2 separate regions of the Homo sapiens genome follow, and region 2 is linked to region 1. A link is an interaction called in ENCODE POLR2A ChIA-PET data of the cell type or tissue named here. Cell type or tissue: PC-3. All regions are shown on one strand. Each heading gives the region's core, and the rest is flanking DNA. Links, peaks and the distances in the headings are about the cores only.

The links. ChIA-PET counts read pairs that join two places held together with the same protein. Peaks named below come from ENCODE experiments on the same cell type or tissue, not always from the same donor. Only the 100,000 strongest peaks of a DNase experiment are listed, where the experiment ranks them.
Region 2: POLR2A ChIA-PET joins it to region 1 with 5 read pairs; 2 of 35 experiments call an interaction of 5 or more read pairs at or near these places.

Annotation. Positions count from the first base shown.
Region 1 is chr4:64,398,909-64,403,308 of GRCh38, reverse strand. All of the region lies in intron 1 of TECRL (trans-2,3-enoyl-CoA reductase like), which reads left to right. Among named protein-coding and RNA genes, the nearest start is that of TECRL, 8.3 kb to the left of the region's middle. In PC-3, for the core only: no CTCF peak of the experiment used is centred there; no DNase peak of the experiment used is centred there.
Region 2 is chr4:64,270,867-64,275,266 of GRCh38, reverse strand. It overlaps LOC124900851 (a long non-coding RNA gene), which reads left to right and starts at 1,369. Exons shown (of 2, transcript XR_007058451.1): 1 at 1,369-2,558; 2 at 3,035-3,089. In PC-3, for the core only: a CTCF peak has its summit at 3,531 (motif pointing right); no DNase peak of the experiment used is centred there; H3K4me3 peaks cover 1,396 bases.

The sequences.
Region 1 (4,400 bases), core at 120-4,119:
GGCTGTGAAGAACTCAGGGGAGTGGTCATGGTTAAATATGTTGATTTGGAAATTTAAAATGTATAGGTGATCTTTGTAGCTGTTGGATTAGAGAAGATACATTTGTAAAGAACAATGTAATGAGTAGGAAGAGAAAAGAACCAGTTACAGAGGCCTGAGAAACTTCAGCATGTGTTTTAAATAAAGAGAAGATGATAAGGGAAAACAAGGAGAATGTACCAGAGAGATAGGAACACGGGGAATGTTTATCACAGAAACCTCACCAAGATAATTTAAGTAAAAAGGACAAGATTAGTGGTGTCAAATATGGCTAAGAAGCACAGAGAAATGCAATAAGTATCCCTTATATTAAATGGTGTGATATTCATTGAGTTTAACTAGACTACTTTAGGCAGAGTGATTTAGGGAGAACTCTAATCTGGGATGGGGGATTATAAACAATGGGAGATTGGGAGATAAGACACGTGAGTTCACTGGAAGGCATTGCTTTTGTAGGTAGCAGATCTTTTTACAGACTTACCCTTCATTTTTCAACTTTATACATCTCTTATGTACCCCAATTCACATTCTTGAGATTACTTTCTAGCTCTTCTCTATTACTACATGTGTCAACATTCTATACTACTTATCAGGCTCAATACACATTTTGTAATTTTTATTTCTTGAGTTTCAGGAAAATTTGATTCCCTTGCTTGAAGTGTGTTCCGTCACAATCTGTATAGTTCATATTCATTCCGTATTGTCCAAAAGAGATGACAACTCCTTTATGTGCCACTTAGGGTCTCCTATAAGCAGATGTACTCCTCATCCCAGTAATGATTCAAATATCTATTATTACTGTATATAATCCAATAGTTAGGAGTGGGCATTTGTAAGCTATCATAGACGTTTAAAAGAGATATTTTATGCTTGCCCAACCTACTATTTTAATCATAAAATAGTGAGGCTTATAATTGATATATTAGTATTTTTTTCTAATAGTTTATTTTCATTGTATTTTACAAATGTATCAGTCCATGACAAAATAGAAGTTTAAAAAAAATTACTTTACTCTACATAGTTTGAGAAGCACCAAATTAGATGACATGGAAATATTTTTAACACTGCCATGATTCAAACATTTGAAAGCCATCTAAATGTTATTTTACAATAAAACTATCTTGGGTTCAGAAAAAAGAATAGGTCATATCCAGGCTTTTCTTGAATTTGATTCTAAAGTTTGTATTTCCCTTGGTAGGCAAGGGAAAAGTAACTCTGAAATGTTTGTTTTGTACATATAAAAAAATAGCAAAAATGATCTAAATTTTTTAGACCAATGAAAAGTGAATAAATTGTGTTTTCTTTGGAAATTTTCTACTTAAAATGGTAAATCTGAGAAGATGAGGTAAACAAAGAAATGCTAACCATTAAAGGAATGAAATTAAGGGGAGCATATTGTGCAAATAAGAGAAAACCTATTTCCTATTAAATCAAGATTGAATGAATACAATTAATACTGGAAACACTAGTTTAAAAACATACATAAAGCTTAAATAACATTTCTGTCTACGGAAACTAGCAGTGAAGTGGTGACTATGTCAAGAGAGACGTACACATTTGAGAGAGCTATGCCTGCTTTGTTATTCAAATAGTTTAGATTACACGAAGCTTATAATGAAATGTATTTGCTAACCTTAAAATGCATGAATTTAATTGGAAAGACAGATAACACATTTAAAACAAATTACAATATAATAAATAGCATACACAAGTTTAACACAAATTATACTGAGAAGTCTAGGGAAATAATTCTTTTATGTAAAAGAAATTTAGTTATGAGTATGAGAGTCAAAGAATTGTTTAGCTGAAGATGGCACTTGAAAGGATCTTGAAAAGTATATAGTATAGAACATTAGCCTGGTTGAGGTCGAAAGAGCAACCCAGGAAGAAAGTTTAGCATATCCAAGAAAAAAAGAGGCAGGAAAGTAATAAGCCAAGCTTCCTGGGTTGGTGTAATTAAGTACATGGTGTGATACTTCAAAACAGAGCAAACTGAGATTAAAATGGTATAGCTGGGGCTGATCAGAGAGGGCCTGATTGCCTTGCTAGGGCATTTGGACTATTTTTCTTTGAACAGGGTAATCATTTTTTTTCAGATCTGCCTTTCAGAAATTAAATCTGTCAACTACGTGGAAGATAAAATGTGTAGTAGAAACCCTGAAGACAGTTCTATAAAACGGAGAAGAAATCTTGTGTGAGCTTGTTCAAGACTGCCACATTTGGGAGGCAAGATAGTATTGGGATCTGCTTAGGCTTTAAGACACTCAGCCACCTCACACACTTATCCAGGTTGTGACACTGGGCAAACTTATTATGTTTTCCCTTATATTTGTTGCATTGGGCCATTCTCACATTGCTATGAAGAAATATCTGAGACTGGGTAATTTATATAGAAAAGATGTTTAATTGGCTCACAGTTCTGCAGGCTGTACAGGAAGCCTAGTGGCATCTGCTTCTGGGGAGGCCTCAGGAAGTTTCCAATTGTTGCAGAATGCTAACGGGGAGCAGGCACTTCCCATGACCAAAGCAGGAGAAAAGAGGAAGAGAGGGGAGATGGCACACACTTTTAAACAATCAGATCCTGCAAGAACTCACTCACTATGAAGAGGACAGTGCCAAGAGAATGGTACTAAACCATTCATGAGAAATCTTCCCCCATGATCCAATCACTTCCCACCAGGCCCCACCTGCAACACTGGGGATTCCATTTATACATGAGATTTGGGCAGGGACAAATTCCCAAACTATATTTTTTCTGCCCTTGGTCCCTCCAAAATCTCATGCCCTTGTCACATTTCAAAATACCATCATGCCTTCCCAATAATCCCCCAAAGTCTTAACTCATTTTAGTGTTACCTCAAAAGTCCAAAGTCTGAAGTCTCTCTGAGACAAAGCAAGTCTTTTCCACCTATGAGCCTGTAAAATCAAAAACAAGTTAGTTACATGCAAGATACAATGGAGGTACAAGCATTGAGTAAACACTCCCATTCCAAAAAGGAGAAACCCACTAAAAGAAAGTGGCTACAGGGTCCATGCAAGTCCAAAACCTAGTAGAACAATAATTAAATCTTAAAGCTCCAGAATAATCTCCTTTGATATCATGTCTCACATCCAAGACACACTGGTTTGATAAAGTGAGCTCCCAAGGTCTTGGATAGCTCCACTCCTGTGACTTTGCAGGGTTCAGTCCCTATGGCTGCTCTAACAGGCTGGTAGGTTGGCATTGAGTGCCAGCAACTTTTCCAGGCAAACATAAGCTGGTGGATATATCATTCTTGGGATCTGGAGGACAGTGGCCCTTTTCTCACAACATCATGAGGCAGTGCCCCAGTGAGGACTCTGCGTGGAGACTCCAACTTCACACTCTGCACGGCCCTAGTAGTGGTTCTCCATGATGGCTTCCCACTGCCCTAGTAGAGGTTCTCCATGATGGTTCCACCCCTCCATCAGGCTTTTGCTTGGACACCCAGGCTTTTTCATATATCCGCTGAAATCTAGGCAATGGTTCCCAAGCCTCAACTTTGGCACTTTGTGCACCTGCAGGCTTAAAACCACTTACACTCCCTGAAGCAGCATCCCAAGCTGTACATAAGTCCCTTTGCACCAGGGTTGAAGCTCCAGCAGCCAGGAGGCAAAAGCAGTGTCCTGGGTCTAGGCAAGGCAGCAGGGCTCAAAACCTGGCCCAGGAAACCATTCTGTTCTCCCAGGCCTCAGGGCTTCTGGTGGGAGGGGCTGCCTCTTAGATATTTGAGATGCCTTCCAGGCCTTTTTCTCATTGTCTTGGCTATCAGCACTTGCCTTCTTCTTAGTTACACAAATTTCTCTAGCAAGTGGTTGCTCAGTAGCCTGCTCGAATTACTTCTCAAAAAACTCTTTTTTTTTCTATGCCGTGTGGCCAGGCTACATTTTTTTTGCAAACATTTATGCTCTGCTTCTCTTTTAAATATAAGTTCCAACTTCAAGTTATTCTTCTGCTACTGCATCTGAAATTAGGCTATGAGAAGTAGCCAGTGTGCATCTTGAACACTTTGCTGCTTAGAAATTTATTCCACAACCAGAGGTGTCCCAGGGAGAGAATACACTCGTGGGTTCTGAGTTTCTGTTTGTCTGGTTGGGCCAGTAAAGCCTCTTCTTTATCTCTCTTTTATGCTTATCACTGAAGACAGAAACTAAAACCATGTCTACAGGCTGCTTCAAGCCTAAAACAACAAAATAAAACAAGAACAACAACAACAAAATAAGGCAGGCTACACACGCTTGCATCATTCTCAAGTTTAAAGTTCCACGGATCCCTAGGGCATGGGCACAATGCACCCATGCTCTCTGCTGTGGTATAGCAAAGTGACCTTTTATCCAGTTCC
Region 2 (4,400 bases), core at 87-4,086, 130 kb after region 1:
TATTAAGTTGTATCCATATGTTGTTCTTTTATTCTTTGGGTTACATGGGATATAAAGGGATTGACAACCTCAACCTGTAAATGCTTCTTTAAAAATCATGGAATTATGAATCTGATTCCCATTTTCAGTCTTCCCTAAGGCCCTTTCTCTATTATAATTTCTTAGAATGTATTTGCTCTTCTTTTCTATAACTTTTGCCGAATATGTCATTTATTAAAACAAAACAAAGCAAACAAAACTCTAAAAACTAAAAATACACCATTACTGGTTATAAGTCTTTCTTCAGATAAATGCATAGTTCTGTAAATTCATGCCCCATGATATCTTCACAGATTATCCATTGGTTTTCTTGGTGTTTAGTAATTCTTGTACATATCCAAAGATAGGTCAGTTCAGAGGGTCTTAAGGAAGATGAAACTGCTGAAATAAAGACTGGACCCGGTTGGGAAATGAATCTCACTTAAAGCAAAGATTGATAATAATCTCAAGCAAAAGTGGGAAAATATCATAACAGGAGGTCTCTTGCCAAACTATAGCTTTGCACATCCCATTTGGAGTTTAAGACTAGTACCCAGTAATTTAAATATTTAAATTTATGAGCATAGTAAGAAATATGAGATTTGATAACCTCAGAGTTTTCTAATACTAGATTTTGATAACAATATTTAAAAAATCAACAGTTCCTTTAATTTAATTATTATTCTAGTAGTTACTTTTGGAAAAATTGTTTAATTCTCTATCCCAAAACAATTTGTCAAAAAAAACCCAGTGTTTTTAAAATGCCACATCTTTGTCTTTCCCAGTATTTTCATAAAAAATAGCTGGAGAGAGAAAAACAAAACAAAACAAAGAGATGCATCAGCTGCAGCTACACATCAATTACCGCATAACTGCTTCCAGTGCCTAACCCTTCTACCTCCAGTTTCTACTTTTTCTACCTCTAGTTGTTACTTTTAAAATGCATTCTGGGCTGGGCATGGTGGCTCACCCCTGTAATCCCAGCATTTTGGGAGGCTGAGGAGGGTGGATCACCTGAGGTCAGGAGTTCGAGACCAGCCTGACAAACATGGAGAAATGCCGTCTCTACTAAAAATACAAAATTAGCCAGGCATGGTGGCGCATGCCTGTAATCCCAGCTACTCAGGAGGCTGAGGCGGGTGGATCACCTGAGGTCAGGAGTTCGAGACCAGCCTGACAAACATGGAGAAACGCCGTCTCTACTAAAAATACAAAATTAGCCAGGCATGGTGGCACATGCCTGTAATCCCAGCTACTCAGGAGGCTGAGGCAGGAGAATCATTTGAATCCGGGAGGCGGAGGTTGCAGTGAGCCGAGATCGTGCCATTGTACTCCAGCCTGGGCAACAAGAGGGAAACTTGGTCTTGAAAAAAAAAAAAAAAAAAAGAATTCTGTTTGACTATATATGTGCATTTTTAGTTTTTGGCTAACTGTGGCTCAAAATAGACTGCAGTGCATTTTGTTTGTTAGCAACACTGGTGGAAAAAAATGTTACTCTCTGACTCAGACACACACACAGATCAATTTTAAGCAACATTACTCCTTAAATGAAGCATACAAAATGAAAATAGTCTCATTTTTAAAATGTGTATGTTCAATTTTATTTCTCTCTTAAAATACTATTTCCAAAATCTAACCCTAAGAAAATAGTAAAATTCATAATAATATTTAAATATTTTATATATGACCTTTACCTTTATTCCAGTAATTAAACATATTTCCAAGATATTTAAGTTCAATTTTAAGGAACTAGCATTCAGTACATGTTAAATTTTAGCAGTTGACAAATGTCAATGATAACATTTGTGCTCATAAAAAAAGGTTCATGAATCAATAATGAGGGTTTCTATTTTAATTTTTATTAAAAAATTTAAAATCCTGAGGTTGCTCCTGAATGTTAGAGGTGATTATAACAATTTTGCTTTGTAAATACAATTACAGGTATTTTTGCAGTTTTTGCATAATGATAATTTAAAAACTTATTTTAAAGGCTGCTTAAAAGTTAATTTTCACCAGGTGCATAATGAAGCCTCTAATTAGGCCTCCTTCAGAGGAGGTTTGATTGTGAAAATACACAGCAGCATTTCCTGAGATAAAAGTTCCTGCTAAAATGGGATTTGGGTTTTTAACTTTAGTTTGCTAATGGTTCTTGAAATGTGAGAAAAAAAGTCGTTCAGAAATATTTACAAAACAAATGCATAATTATTGATTTTATTGAGAATATAGAAGACATTTTCATACCATGTGTTTGGGAAATGAAATCCCGTAGTCTGTTGCCAGAAATAAAACTATTAAAAATATAAGAAATACTCTCAATAATCCCAGTACATAATTTCTGGTTTATCCCATTGTTCTGTCAGCTTGTAAACGAGAGTCGTTTCTGTCACAGGATACTTTGGGTGTCACTTCTTGCCAGCCAGAAACCTGTGTGGCTGGTGGTGCCTCTGCTTGAGTTTTGTTCGCACCTGCAGAGCTTGTTGCCCCAACTCGGACCAGTAGCTTGCATTTGGCTCCCGCTAACAGCCCGGAACCCAGGCCTGGTGAGAGTGAGCCAAGTGTGGGGCTACGAGGGGTGTTAAGCGAGCAAGTGTAGGATCCAGCCACTGCGCACAACAAGGCGCTCTGGCTGTTGTGGTGCAGCAGGCAGCTCCAGGTGCCTACACAGGTGCCAGTTTTGTATAAGGCTGCGGCTGGACCAGGCGTACAGCAAGCAGTTTCTGCTGCAGGCGCTGGGGTCTGGATGAGGGGAATGTGGGGAACGTGGTGGCACACAAAAAAGTTGGAGACGCCAGCAACTGCAGAACCCCAAGGGGGGCGGGGTGCTACAGCTCTCTCATTTCCACAGCCGGCATCTGAGGAATTTATCATTTTAAAATTACATTTATTTATTTATTTATTTATTTAGTTAGTTAGTTAGTTAGTTGGTTAATTATTATGCTGATCATGTCTCGTGTTTTTAAAATGCTAACTCATTGAAATCGTATTGTTGTTCATTCTTTTCATTCATATTTCCCAGGAACATAGACCAAGGCTTAGGATATAAAAGGTGCCAATAAATATTTCTCAAATGACTAAGATTATAATGGCTTTTTTAGTCCTGCCACCTTGCTCCCACCTAGAACTCCCTGGTTATCTCACCCCTGCCATCACTTCCCATCACATGGTGTGGCCACAAGCTCCGGCTTGGGGAATCCTGATGAAGTTGGGCCCCCAGAAGTGTTGGCGCTCTTCACTTTCACTTTCACAGTCCGATGATCGGGATGGTGTCACCACCCACAGCTTGGCAAGCTGGCCAGGAATGTGTTACAGCCCTTTGCAGGCCTGCCCACAGTTCAGCAAGAAGGCCAGGAGAGTGTTACAGCTTTTTCAGCCTCTGCCATTCGGTGGGGCCCAAGCTCTTGTCCACATCCAGAAAGAATGAGGTTACACCAACAACTGGAGGGTGAGCGTGGCAGAAGACTTTTACCCAGTGACAGAACAGCTCTTAGCAGAGAAGAGACCCAAAGTGGGTAGCTCCTACCCGCTGGGGGGCGCTCCTGATGTCTGTCCCAGTCTGGTTGTGTCTGGGGGTTTTTATGGGCTCAGAATGAGGTACATGCTCATTGGTCTACGGGCAGGAAGAAGTGTGTGCTGAGTGGTCCATGAGTGGGCCTGGAAAAAGCATCATTTGACTGGCTAACAGGCATCAAGGAAATTTTCACTGTGGGTGTGGATTCTACGTGGAACTGGCAGCCTGGGGTTCAGATTTCAGGCTGTCTCCAGCCAGAAGGTGGGGTTTCACGGGAAACCTGCCCCTATTTGCCTAGCAATTTGCCTCCAGCCGCTTTCATTTCTTTGATAAACTAATACTCACAATTCCTTCTTCCTCCATCAATGATCTACTTACTACCAATTCTTCAGATGGTTCATTTTCCAAAAGCTTTCTCAAACTTCCTCAGAGTCTCCAAGTAGAAAAAATTGTTATGCTTTATCTAATCACCTATATTGACTCATACAATAGAGTACAGTTGGATATATAATTCAAATAAGATTTTCTTTTAAATCTAAGTACTTTTACTTTAAGAAGAAGGTAAGGGTCTCAGAAAATAAGTTATTTAGGAAATATAACCGGTTTATCCTAAACTATCTGACACTGGATAAGTATGTTTACCTGTTTAGACATGAGTTTTCTTATCTGTAAAGCAAGATGTTTAGATAACTTATAATACTTTTTCTCTATTTTTATAGAAATAATTGTAGATTTAAATAGTTGTCAATTTTCATTACTTCTAAAATTATATATTATAAAGCCAATGTTTAAATTCTATGAAAAATATTTATTTAATATAAAATCACTTGAGGTGTTCTGTTCTCACCTGTTGAGTGTTTCTAGGAGGAGATCA